Linked DNA regions of Homo sapiens: all the other regions are linked to region 3. A link is a contact called in ENCODE Hi-C or POLR2A ChIA-PET data. All regions are on one chromosome and are shown on one strand. The core of a region is the stretch at or near the end of the contact, and the rest is flanking DNA. Distances in the headings are between cores, read along the strand shown.

Region 1 (3,147 bases), core at 1-2,500, 960 kb before region 3:
GCGAGGTCGCTGTCTCCTTGCGCTCGCCACTGGCTCTCTCTGCGGCAGGTTTCCCTCCGGTTACCGTGACCAAAGGGGAAAGACGCCTGCCTCCCTGCAGGCCCCAAGATGTGCCCCAGGGGATGCGCTGACTGCAGCCTCCGCTCGGCTCTCCCTTGAGACTGCAATCACAGCCCTCCGTGCACACCTTCACCACAGGCCATTTCACCCGCGAAGCGGCCGAGTGAGGCGGTCATCCAGCTGGCGCTGATTTTTATCGCCCACAGCTCCTAGGACCTGTAGGCATCTAAGGCGGGGGCATTCGCCTAGAGCATGTTGCAGTTTGCGGCAACCTGGGCCTCTTGCGTTGTTGCGCAGGCAGATTAGTGCCCTGTTCCCAGCGTGGTAGCATTGTGGACCTCCTCTGACCCTAACTGGATACACTCTCCCTCAGAGTCCCCACAGCACATTATCTAGACTAGCTTTTGGCAGTCTTCTATTTTGTAGACGTCTAATCACCCCAGATAAAGTCCTTCAGAGGCAAGGCCAGTGTTGTGTACATCTTTGCACACTGCTGCGGGCGTGGGAAGTAATCTATTCAAAATGAATGAAATTCTTAAAACCAATCCATCCCCCCGCCCCCTTCACGCCAGCCCACCTATTTCCAGTATATTTCTGCTGACTGTCCCCACAAGGGCCCCTACCTCCTCTTTGTCCGGTCCTTTGATCTGGTCTCCGCACACCTCTTTTTCCCCAGCTTCCTCCTTTTGGTCTACCTTTTCTGTAGACATCTTCCTGACGAGCCTCTGTTGACTCTGGATCTTCCACTGAGTCACTTGTGGCTAAAACGTGAAGTGGCGATCCAGACGCTGATACCTGTGGCGCATCACATTTTCCTGGATATGGAAAATGGAGGGTCCCTGGGAGAGAAACGAAGATTCAGGTGCTAAGTGCTGTGTCAGAGTAGAGGGAGGAAAGGAGGAGGGGGGCGACTGCCCAGCTGATGTCAGATTTTCAAATGAGCAGGGTCCCCCGCAGCCAGTACAGACTCCACTGCAGGGGCCGTCATAGGCCCAGACCACGCCATTTGAGAGGGGGAGTCGGCCTTGGCCTCAGCTCTGTTGGGGAGGTCTCTAGCCCAGAGTCAGGATGCCTGCAATGGGGGAGGGGCAGGCAGTGAACTAGCGACAGTGGGGGTGTGCGCAGGGATGCAGGCAGCTAGGCTCCCCCACTGGCCAGGCAGTTGGTATGCTCCAGGATCTGAGCAGCTCCTTCTAGCATCCTTCATCCTTCAGGTACCAGCCATCCAGACAGTGCTTGAGCTGCAGAAACTGAGACCAGACCTCTGGCCTGGCCCTCCCCAGGGGCCTCCTTTCGTATAGTCACTGCTTCTGCATCAGATACTTTCAGCTGCAACTCCCTACTGGGTGGGGCACCCATTTCAGGCAGAAGGTTTTGGTACCCTCCACTGACCCTACACCCAGGGCTGCTACTGCCGCTTGTGGCTTCAGGTAAGTAATGGCCTGTTTTTCTCCTGTTGGGGCTCACTGGAGCAGACAGGGGTGATGTGCCCTCCTCATCAGGGTTGGTTGAGGTCTTCAGAGCTGGGAACACACATGGTTTGAAGGGCTGAAAAGCCTTAAATCATTTGTGTAAGGTTTAATGATCTGTGGCCCAGGCCATGAGGGAGTTTGGGGAGCACCTCATCCCACCCTATTTTTTTCCATGAGGAATACAGGGATGAGACAGTCCACTGGAGGAGGAGGAGGAGGATAGGAGGGGAACAAAATATTGGGGTATGACCACAGCCTTGTAAAGGTTGGTGTGGAGTGAGCATGGAGGGGGGCCTCCAGCTGAGACTGTGCTCTGAGAGGTCCCTCTTTTTTCCAGGATGAAAGGTGAGACCCCGGTGAACAGCACTATGAGTATTGGGCAAGCACGCAAGATGGTGGAACAGCTTAAGATTGAAGCCAGCTTGTGTCGGATAAAGGTAGGTGGGACCCTGGCTGGCTCCCATTAGTTGGCCAGGCTGTGCTGTGCTGCAGGTTCCCAAAGCTCAAGATAAGAGATGCGTTCTTTCCTTCACTCCCTGAGGTCAGGGGAGGAGTCTGGGGCTCTGTAGAGAGAGCTGTCCCCAGGCCTCTGGGGGGGATGAGGGAGAAGACAAGTCGTAAGGAGCCCTGGAGATGGCAAAAGAGAACCCATTTGGGGAGGGAGGCTGCAGTCCCCTTCAGAGGTCCTGGCTAACAATACCCTTCCTGGCTGTGTCCCAGGTGTCCAAGGCAGCAGCAGACCTGATGACTTACTGTGATGCCCACGCCTGTGAGGATCCCCTCATCACCCCTGTGCCCACTTCGGAGAACCCCTTCCGGGAGAAGAAGTTCTTCTGTGCTCTCCTCTGAGCTCCCCTGTCCCTTCTCACAACTCCTCCCTTTTCCCTCTCCTGGGCCCTTCCTTAGGTCAGTAATTGTTGTGAGCCCCTTAGGCTCCTTGCATCCCATCCCTAACCCTTGCCTGACCATGTGAGGTTATCTGAAGCACAAGGCCCACCCTCACCTATCTGTCGACCCCATTTCCTACCACCTTTGTGGCCGACCCCAAGCACCCCAGAGATATGAGGCACCCTTTGCTCCACCCACAGCAGGGCCCCGTCAGACTCTGCCAGCGCGTCCTGCCCGCTTCCCTCGGTGACCTGCTCAGACAATGGAGAGGGATGGGCCAGGTTCTTGCTCTCAGTCTCACCTGGAGCTACTGGGAGGGTAAAGCCATTTGAAGAATAAAGTCATCCAGAGCCTCAGGACAGCTCCTGTGTTAGAATTCTTGGGGGGAGAGGATCATCAAGCAATAGATCTGCCATACCCAGGGAAAAGGGCCAATCAATGCAGGCTAGACATCGTCAAGGATCGGAGATCAGAGGGGTCGGGGGATGGCGGGCGCGAGAGAGCGTCCACAGTGTAAGAATTAAGTACAAAAGACGCTCAAGAGGCTGCGAAGAGCAAACACACACACACAAACGTGCAACGAAGCCAAGTTAAAAGGTAAACAGGCCGAAGAGGGGGGATTTAGGGGAGGGTGCGGGAGTGCAGTCGTACAGCAGAGGAACTCTTAGGAGGGTAGGGGCGGAGCTTGGCTTCAGTTACCGCGACTGGAGCCGATTTTATACCTAAG
Region 2 (2,804 bases), core at 279-2,778, 920 kb before region 3:
CTGGCTGGGAGGGCTGTGCCCCATACACTGCTCCTCCAGATGGGAAAGCTCTCTCAGGACCCTGAGGCTGTTCATCTGACACATCAGTCTCTTCATCAGAGATCACAATAGCTTCAACTTTCACCTGGACCAGCTCAGCTTCAGCTGGGGCTGGAGCCTGGGATGGAACTGGAGCTGAGACAGGGGCTGGGGCTGACGTTGGGGCTGAGGCTGGGGGATAGAAGCCTTGCAGTGGTCCTCCAGGATCCTTTGGTTCCACCACCCTCAGACTCTCAGGACCCACATCAAGAGATGGCAGTGGCTCCAATGAAACTGCTGAGATGCCAGAAGAGAAGTAGTTTGTAGGAATGGTCTCAGTGGAGCTACTAGGGCTGGCAAGAGAGACATCAGCCACTGGTGGATGAGGTGCCCGCAGATGTGGTGCGTCAACCTCCATGCCAGGCTGTGTAGTGTCAGCCCCACTAGACATTGGTGGCTCATCTGGAGGACGGACAGTAGGTGAGGGAGCAGCAGAGCCTTTCCATTCCCCTTTGCCCCAGTGGCCTGATGTCTCAGCAGATGCCAACGAAGGTTGGGTGCCACGGGAAGTACTAGACAAAAACTCCAAACTAGGAAGCTGTGAGTTGGTTTCCTCCTCCTTCTTGGTACTGTCTGCCTCTGCCAGGGCCCGGGCTTGAAGCCGCCGCTTACACACCTTGACGATGTCATTCATGTGCAAGTAGCTGGCAGCTGCCAGCACATCCTCCACAGGGGTATCCCCTCTCAGGGTCAGCTGGCCAGCATACATAAAGTCCAGAAGCAGCCCAAAGGCTGGGGCTGTGACAATTTCATTGTGAATACACACCAGATCCCTCTTGTCCAATTCCCGCTCCTTGTAGAAAAGCTGGAAGAATGGGCTGCAGGAGGCCAGCACAGCCCGATGGGCCAAGAACTGGGTACTACCCACCATCACGGTGCAGTCACAAAGGAAACCCTGGGACCGCTGCTCCCGGAGGCTCTGCAGCAGCTGCTGACTGTGTTCTGGGAACTCCATAGTACCCCACGAAGGAAAGGGGGCCCAAAAAAGGTCCCCACCAGTGGCTCCCTGAGAAAAAAGGGCAGTGAGTTAAGACAGGTAACCTCCCCAGCAACCTTATCAGCCCTTAACTATCACTTGCCACTCCAAAACAATCGCTTAAGTTACTGCCCTTCTTTCTCCTAGGTCACACCCAAAGCTCTCCCATTAGCTCCGCCCACCTCGGCCTAACCTTAGAACAGGCCCCACCCCCGTCCGATAAGCCCTGCCCCCGGAAGTCCCGCCCCTTAGCCACCCTCCGCTTCCTTGATGCCCACCCGGTAGCGTCCAACGGCTCCACGAAGTAGAGATCTTTTTCGCTCCCAGGCCTTGCCAGGCGATGCCTCTACGCCCCACTTCGAGAACTCCCTAAGCATCTCCCTCACGCATTCCAGGGGCTAAGGACTACCAGGGTGGGAACTAGCGGAGAAAGCTGATACCTCACCCACCACCGAGCAGCCACAGGGCGAGCTCCGCCCCTTCCCACCTTCTCAGCTTTAATTGGCTTAAGATTGCCCTCCCCTGTCACGGATTGGTCCGCTCTCCACTAACCATCCTCCCTCTAACTGCCGTCTACAATTGGGTGCTCGCCGCCATCGCTTTTGCAGTCAGGCGTTGGATTGGGTGACGCTCCTGTCCTCAACTTTTCCTCTTCGTCCCGCCTTCCTTGCCTCCGAGCCCTCAGGATTGGCTGAGCTTCTCCTTCTACCTAATCCAGCAGGCAGGAGGTACCCGGCTCCGAGTCGCTGAACGCGGCGCTCTCCTGGCGAGGCTGGAGGTCGGGAACCCTGCAGTGTCGGACCCGAGCTGACAGCAAGCCACTCCCGCTACAGGCTGACAGGGAAAAAGAGAACCAACTAGGCCAGGCGCAGTGCTTCACGCCTGTAATCCCAGGACTCTGGGAGGCCGAGGAGGGCGGATCACTTGGGGTCAGGAGTTCGATACCAGCCTGGCCAACATGCTGAAACCCCGTCTCTACTAAAAATACAAAAATTAGCAGGTCTTGGGGGCGCGCGCCTGTAATCCCAGCTACTGGGGAGGCTGAAGCAGGAGAATCACTTGAACCCGGGAGGCGGAGGTTGCAGTGAGTCAAGATCGTGCCACTGCACTCCAGCCTGGGCGACAGAGTAAGACCCTATCCCCCCACCCCCCCAAAAAAAGAGAACCAACTGGTGACTGTGGGCAATAGCCCCACGTCCCTGAACTGCGTTTGTCTCTTGAAGGTCCCTTCCTCTCAAAAATTCTAAGATTTGCCGGGTTCGGTGGCTCACGCCTTTAATCCCAGCAGTTTGGGAGGCTGAGACGGGCAGATCACTTGAGGTCCGGAGTTCAAGAGCAGCCTGGCCAACATAGTGAAACCCCATCTCTACTAAAAATACAAAAATCAGCTGGGCATGGTGGCGCGTGCCTGAAATCCCAGCTTCTAGGGAGGCTGAGGCAGGAGAATCTCTTGAACCCAGGAGGCAGAGGTTGCAGTGAGCCAAGATAGCGCCACTGCACTCCAGCCTGGGAGACAGAGCAAAACTCCATCTAAAACAAACAAACAAAAAAACATTTTAAGATGCCCTACTGCTCCACTCCTCCAAGCTAAGTTTCCGGGGCTCCCGGCTCAGTGATGGCATGAAAGAACTAGCAGCTACAGGGATGATGTCGTGGTGTCCCTAGCCTGGACTCTACAGTCAATTTACAGTGAGAGGATAGAGTGTTCTTTGTTTCCAGAGCGTGCTGAGCAGGTGCTGGTAGGAAGGGT
Region 3 (3,053 bases), core at 371-2,870:
GGCCAACGTGGTGAAACCCCGTTTCTACTAAAAATACAAAAAATTAGCTGGGCCTGGTGGCGGATGTCTATAATCCCAGCTACTCGGGAGGCTGACGCAGGAGAATCATTTGAACCCAGGAGGCGGAGGGTGCAGTGAGCCGAGACTGCGCCACTGTACTCCAGTTTAGGTAGCAAAAACGAAACTCCGTCTCAAAAAAAAATAGCCGCGCATGGTGGAGAGCGCCTGTAATCCCAGCTACCCGGGAGGATGAGGCAGAAGAATTGCTTGAACCCAGGAAGCGGAGGTTGCAATCAGCCGAGATCGCGCCATTGCACTCCAGCCTGGGTGACCAGAGCAAAACTCCGTCTCAAAAAATAATAATAAAACAATGTGCTGGACTACTGCAATACTGAGATCCTTCTCAGCCAAGTGTTTACAGGTGTTAGAGCGGCAACAGGAATTTCTGGAGTACAAGCTAATCTCTGTGGGAATGGAAAAAAAAAAGCACTAATTTGAATTTCAGTACCTATGTTGCAATGCTAAATTCTTGACAGGGATTAGTACTCCGTAGGTTATGCTTCTTAAATCTCCAAAAGTAAGCCAATATGTGAAATCGTACATTTTTGGTCCGTTATTCTAAGACTGACAAAACGTTCCATTGCTTCGTATTTGAATTTGAGAACTGAGACTCATTTAAAAATTCTTCACTGTTCTTTTCCTTTTTGCTCTTCGATTTCGCAAGTGAAACGGTCATTTCAACAGCACACACATTACACTAGAATAAAGCCAAGTAAAATGACAGACTAAATCAGATCCGTGAATACACGGTGACTCCTTATTTGGTTTTTAATACTTTCACTATGTTTCATGTCTTCGGGAAAGCAAAAGAACAACGTACTGTGCCAAAAGCACTAACTTACGAAAAACCAATTTAGACCAATTCTTTACAGCGTTAAGTATGGGTTGAAAACCAACTTTCCTAATACTTGTGGTCAGTGCCTCAAGGTCGTTAGGATAAAAATAAAGCTTCCAAGACACTTCGCAGCCTTCCAGCACTTCCAGAAAGGCCAAATAAACCAGCATTCACCTTCCCGCTCCATCCAGGCCCCGATTCTCCGACCAGAGAGGGCGCTGAGTGCCCGGGCACGGAGGGGCAGCGCCCTGGGGCGCCCGGCTCTGCCCAGGGCGGGGCTCGGCGGGGCCGAAGCTCCGGACGCCGCCCACGGGGACCACCGGCCCTTGGGCCGCCCAGGGGCAGCTGCAGCCCAGGGGAGGAGCTGGAGGAGCCCCCGGCGGCACCAGGGCCCGAGCCCTGACGGCGGCCGCCCCCGGCCGAAAAGTAAGGAAGGTGCCGCCCTCGCTGGACCAGCTGGGCCCGAAGAGGGGCCCCCCCACCACAAATTCGGAAACCGAGTGACCCCGGCGAGGGACGCGCGGTCCCAGCCCCGGGACGAGGAAGGGCGGCGGCGCGGGCGGGGGTTCTTTTCAGAACTACAGCAGGGAAGGCGGCGGGGGTGGCCGCGGGGCGATCCAGGGAAAATCGGCGCCTCACCTGCTCCTCTTGAGGCAGCTGCTGCCACTCGCTGAGGGGACAACATGGAGCCTCCGCCTTCAAAGCAGAAGCAGCAGGGGTGCAGAGGAGAGGGACGGGTGCGGGCGGGAACGAACCGGGCCCTGGAAGCGGGAAACGGGCGGAGCCTGGGCTCTAGAAAAAACTAGCCAGAAGGTGGGGCACGCGGAGCCGCGACGGAGCGAGCGCAGCGCGGTCTGCGTGGCCCAACGGACAGCCCGAGGCGTGGCGAGCGCAGGACGAGGCTAGGCGAGGCGGGGCGGGAAAGCGCACGCGGCAGAATCCCGCCACCGCCTGCCGCGTGTGCGCGAAGCGAGCCGCCGGGTACCTGTTGGCGGGGCGCTGAGTGCTACCGTCCTTTGGGAATTGTAGTCCCGCGCTCACTGGGTCCCGGCCAGCGGTCCTCATACTGCGCACTCATCTGGGGCGGGGCTTGGCGTGGTTCTCCGACGACTGAACTACAACTCCCAGCAGGCTGTGCGGGAAGGGGCGGGCTGGCTCGGGTCCTCCTGCGAGCTGCGGCCGGCGCCTAACGTGCAGACCAGGCCCCAGGCCGAGGCTTTATCCTGGAACCACCAGTGTGAGAGACAGCTTTGGTGTTTAACTAGGCCTGGGACCACAGGTGGGCAGAAGAGAGGCCTCAACCCTGGATGGCATGAACGTCACTGGGTCTTTAATGATTTTGACTTCATAAGGGCAGGTGGCCGTGACTTCATTACCACCTTTATTATCATCTCCCTATATTCCTGTCCCTGGCCATGGCTGATGCGCACCATCACCGCTCTGATAGCTAATGTAAGAAGTCCAGGCCGGGCGCCGTGCCTCACGCCTGTAATCCCAGCACTTTGGGAGGCCGAGGCGGGTGGATCACCTGAGGTCGTGGGCGTTCGAGACCAGCCTGACCAACATGGAGAATCCCCGTCTCTACTAAAAATACGAAATTAGCCAGGCGTAGTGGCGCACGCTTGTAATCCCAGCTAGTCCAGAGGCTGAACAGGAGAATCGCTTGAACCCAGGAGGCGGAGGTTGCAGTGAGCCGAGATCGCACCATTGCACACCAGCGTAGGCAACAGGAGCAAAACTCCATCAAAAAAAAAAAAAAAAAACTTGCACGCACATCCCAGCATTCTCTGCTCCTTTTCCCTGCATTACTTTTCTCCAAAAGACTTCATACCACTTGGCCAGGCGCGGTGGCTCACGCCTGTAATCCCAGCACTTTGGGAGGCTGAGGTGGTTGGATCACCTGAGGTCGGGAGTTCAAGACCAGCCAGGCTAACATGGTGAAACCCCATCTCTTCTAAAAATACAAAAAATTAACCAGGCGTGGTGGCAGGCGCCTGTAATCCCAGCTACTCGGGAGGCTGAGGCAGGAGAGGTTGCATTGAGTGGAGATGGCACCACTGCACTCCAGCCTGGGAGAAAGAGCAAGACTCCATCTCAAAAAAAAAAAAAAAAAAAAAGACTTCCTGCTACTATCTGACTTATGTTTTACCTTTCATTG
Region 4 (3,050 bases), core at 210-2,709, 510 kb after region 3:
AAAAAAAAAAAAAAAAAAAAAAAAGCAGGCGGTTAGATTGCACAGGCCCTGAACCCCATCCTAAAGCCTCCAGCACTTTCAAGTGAGGGATTACCAGGTTTGCGGATCTGCTGCAACTTGGCTGCAGTGTCCAAAATGGGTGGGGCAGGTGGAATTAAAGATGAGGCTGTGGAGACAAGCTACTGGCAGAGAGGACACACTTTAAACCCTGGGAAGATATCATTACCCAGAGAGGGGGAAGGATGAGGACACTGCAGAGCCCAACATCATCGCCAGACCCGAGTCATGCGGCTCCTTTGTTCCAGGAACCAAGGCTGACCCTAGAAGCAATAGCAGCATTTTCACTCCGCAGGTGCATCTCTTCCACGCTTTGGGGTGCCTGCCCTGCCTCCGACTTCTGGGGCTGGGATTTAAGGCCCTACCAGGGCACAGCTCGCCAGCTCACAGGCGGTCAACTACTGATTCAGTTCTTCGTCTCCTTCACTCCTTTACATCGGACTCACGAGGGCTGAGGGGCAGCTCCCTTTCGTTAAGTGCTTCCCGCGTGCTCAACACCGCACGAATTCCCCTCGGCCCTACAGGACCAAACGACCGGCGCGCTGAGAAAGGGTGTGCGGTTCCACTGAGGACGCCCAAGCGGGACAGCCGGGCCCGCCGCGGTGAGATCCCCGGCCTGTCCAGCCCAAGCCCAAGCGCCCTCGCGGTCACGTGGCATTTCCGGAACATTCAGAACCTAACAGCCAGGAGGCAGGAGGGCCGGGCCGAGGCCGGAGCGCTGGACAACGCGGGTAGCTGGCGCTCGAGGGACAGGCAGCTCCCACCGGCTAGGACCCCCATCCCGATGCGCGGGCGAAGGGCTGGGGCCCTGTGCCGCTGGCGATCCCGGGGACCGCCTGGAACTCGCGGCACTCGGGAGCGAGAGGGAAAGCAACCCAGAGGCCCCGCAGCCGCCGGCGACACAGCTACAGACCCCGACTGCAGCCGGTACTCCCATATATCAGGGGCGGGGCGAAACCCGGCCTTTTGAAGGGCAGCGATTTAAACCAATCAGCGCAAAGAGTTGGCAACCCTCCGCCCAATTGGAATCGCTCTCATTCTGAAGGCGGTTCCGACATGGAGTCCGGCAGCCCAATGGGAGAGGTGGAAATTTCCAGAACGATCAGAACCAATGGGCGCGGCCAGCGCGGCTACGATTGGCAGTGCAAAAGACCAATCCGTGTCGCAGAAGTTCGCTCCTCCCTCCATTCGTGGAGCCTGAGATGGGTGGGTTTATAGAGGAGCGCCCAATCCTGAGGTGCGGGGGAGGCAGGGTTGAGGGAATTACTCCCCGCTGTCCAATGAGAAGGAAGTGGAGATGATGGGCTGGACCTCAAGCCAATAGTAGAGCAGCACAGACATTCCCCCTAGAAGAACTCGACCAGTGAGCAGGCGAGGAAGGGGCGGGAGCCGGGGTCCCGGTAGCTTCTAGTAGGTTCCAGAAGGCGGCGCGTGCGGTTGGGAACGCGGAGCGGACGGATTCGATTCAACGGGGTTCCGGACCGCGCTGCGCTATGGAGCAGGTGAAGGGGGAGGGGCGGGCTGAGGCCCCGAGCCTGCTCGGGGACCGGCGGTGGCCAGGCCGCGGTAGGGGGGCGGGGCGGGCGCCGGATCCAGGAGACCGGAGCTCGGCGCTGGGGCCGGACGGGGCGGCGGCGGGGAGGTGAGGGCCGCGGGCGGCGGGCGGGAGCGGGATCTTTAGCGAGGCCGGCCGCGGGGAGCGCCCATCGCCCCCTGGTTGGGCGAGGAGGGCCCGGCGGAGGCCACAGCTTGGGTGAGTCCGGCCGGCGGCGGGAAGAGGGGTCGCGACCGGGCCCTGAAGGCGTCCCGAGGGGGCGGCTGCGGGCCATGTTGGGGAGGGTGCGGGCCGCAGGGGGCGGGGTGGAGGTGGGCCGGGGGCCGGGGTCCGCACCCGCGAGGTAGCCCTCCGGGAGATCTCAGACGGCCGACGGAGAAACCGCTCGGGACTTAGCCACGAGGAACTTGGACGGATCCAGGGAGCGGGGACGGGGATACACTGGGAGTAGCCGAGGATCTTAGCAGCCTGGGATGCAGTTGGGGCAAATGTTACTCTTCTACATCTGAGAAGGTCAGGGTGGGAGAGCGTTGAGCGGGGGTCTGAGGAGCGACAGACCGACTCTACCTGATGCGGGAAAGGGAAGGGTGCCGCAAAAGTCCTTGGGACGAATTCCATCTCTGACAGTGTTTTACAAATGTATTGCGGCCCCTCCCCCTCTTTTTGTATGCTTGTGTGTGTGATTGTCGAGTGACCGAGGACCAACACTTCCGAAAGGTGGGTCTGAAAGATGGGTTTCTGACGACCCGGGGGTGGTTGTAGACAATTTACAGAGATCAACCGCTGGAAGTTATGGGCCTCTACTGAGCATTTGAGGGGCCGAGTTTGAAGCGGTTGCTGCTTCCTTTCAGTGACTTGGTTATGTCCTCAGTAGCTTGCGGTTATGAAAGGCCTAGAGGTTTTGTTCGATTTGAAGCTGTCATTGAGCTGTAATGATTCATCGGAAGAAAAAGGACAAAACAACCTCCAAGAAACCTCTACCAACCTCCGAGAAATCATCCTCCCGCTCGGGAGTACTACTGTCTTCGCTCCGGGCCCATAACACTTGGGGGTGACAATTCTGAAACTATACCTGGTATCTGGTTCTTACTTCAGGGCCATAAAACTAAGATCGCCCACACTCTCCCCTTAAATAAGACATCTCGATGGACTAGTGACTACCATCCTTTTTTTGGTGTGAGCTACAGAGCTGAGCCTTTGGTCTCTTGTAGCAGTTGCTGCTTTAGGCAAAGCTCGAGCTTCCTTGCTGTATTAAAAAGAGTGGAAATGAAGTTAGTAAACTTTTTTGTGCCCATATAATATTTCAGTTGTATCTAGGGTTAAATGGGCTGTAGTATAGGTGAGGAAAAGATTTCTGGAATAAGACGTTGCTCTTTTACCTTTAAGAAAGGATCTGGGGCCGGGCACCGTGGCTCAGCCTGTAATCCCAGCACTTTGG

What was found. A loop is a pair of places that touch in the nucleus more often than their neighbours do. ChIA-PET counts read pairs that join two places held with the same protein, here RNA polymerase II (POLR2A). Pooled maps may share reads with other maps.
Region 1: a map of naive thymus-derived CD4-positive, alpha-beta T cell shows a loop between it and region 3 (13-fold over the local background). The contact joins the promoter of GNG3 here to the promoter of ATL3 in region 3. A Hi-C loop is called at or near these places in 1 of 168 maps with a recorded cell type or tissue (naive thymus-derived CD4-positive, alpha-beta T cell) and 6 of 50 pooled maps. POLR2A ChIA-PET finds 5 or more read pairs at or near these places in 1 of 52 experiments (A549).
Region 2: a pooled map shows a loop between it and region 3 (8-fold over the local background). The contact joins the promoter of ZBTB3 here to the promoter of ATL3 in region 3. A Hi-C loop is called at or near these places in 1 of 37 single-sample maps with no recorded cell type and 6 of 50 pooled maps. POLR2A ChIA-PET finds 5 or more read pairs at or near these places in 2 of 52 experiments (OCI-LY7 and activated CD4-positive, alpha-beta memory T cell).
Region 4: a map of gastrocnemius medialis shows a loop between it and region 3 (3-fold over the local background). The contact joins the promoter of STIP1 here to the promoter of ATL3 in region 3. A Hi-C loop is called at or near these places in 5 of 168 maps with a recorded cell type or tissue (CD4-positive, alpha-beta memory T cell, CD8-positive, alpha-beta T cell, gastrocnemius medialis and 1 more), 2 of 37 single-sample maps with no recorded cell type and 15 of 50 pooled maps. POLR2A ChIA-PET finds 5 or more read pairs at or near these places in 4 of 52 experiments (GM10248, HEK293, MCF 10A and 1 more).

The regions. Positions count from the first base shown.
Region 1 is chr11:62,706,426-62,709,572 of GRCh38, forward strand. It overlaps GNG3 (G protein subunit gamma 3), which reads left to right and starts at 1,251. Exons shown (of 3, transcript NM_012202.5): 1 at 1,251-1,490; 2 at 1,870-1,969; 3 at 2,253-2,776. The coding sequence starts at 1,871. The coding sequence ends at 2,381. BSCL2 (BSCL2 lipid droplet biogenesis associated, seipin) reads right to left here and starts at 999. Exons shown (of 11, transcript NM_001122955.4): 1 at 684-999. The coding sequence starts at 770. HNRNPUL2-BSCL2 (HNRNPUL2-BSCL2 readthrough (NMD candidate)) reads right to left here. Exons shown (of 24, transcript NR_037946.1): 14 at 684-899. RefSeq lists a silencer at 1-42 and enhancers at 1-383, 1,703-2,902, 3,033-3,147.
Region 2 is chr11:62,752,632-62,755,435 of GRCh38, forward strand. It overlaps ZBTB3 (zinc finger and BTB domain containing 3), which reads right to left and starts at 1,529. Exons shown (of 2, transcript NM_001370809.1): 1 at 1,333-1,529; 2 at 1-1,084. The coding sequence starts at 1,033. RefSeq lists enhancers at 182-1,059, 1,940-2,804.
Region 3 is chr11:63,669,756-63,672,808 of GRCh38, forward strand. It overlaps ATL3 (atlastin GTPase 3), which reads right to left and starts at 1,621. Exons shown (of 13, transcript NM_015459.5): 1 at 1,535-1,621. The coding sequence starts at 1,580. RefSeq lists enhancers at 986-1,487, 1,488-1,987, 2,028-2,137 and silencers at 1,148-1,407, 1,438-1,497, 1,818-1,937.
Region 4 is chr11:64,184,712-64,187,761 of GRCh38, forward strand. It overlaps STIP1 (stress induced phosphoprotein 1), which reads left to right and starts at 1,460. Exons shown (of 14, transcript NM_006819.3): 1 at 1,460-1,559. The coding sequence starts at 1,551. It overlaps LOC124902686 (a long non-coding RNA gene), which reads right to left and starts at 970. Exons shown (of 2, transcript XR_007062712.1): 1 at 1-970. RefSeq lists an enhancer at 583-652 and silencers at 773-912, 1,613-1,672.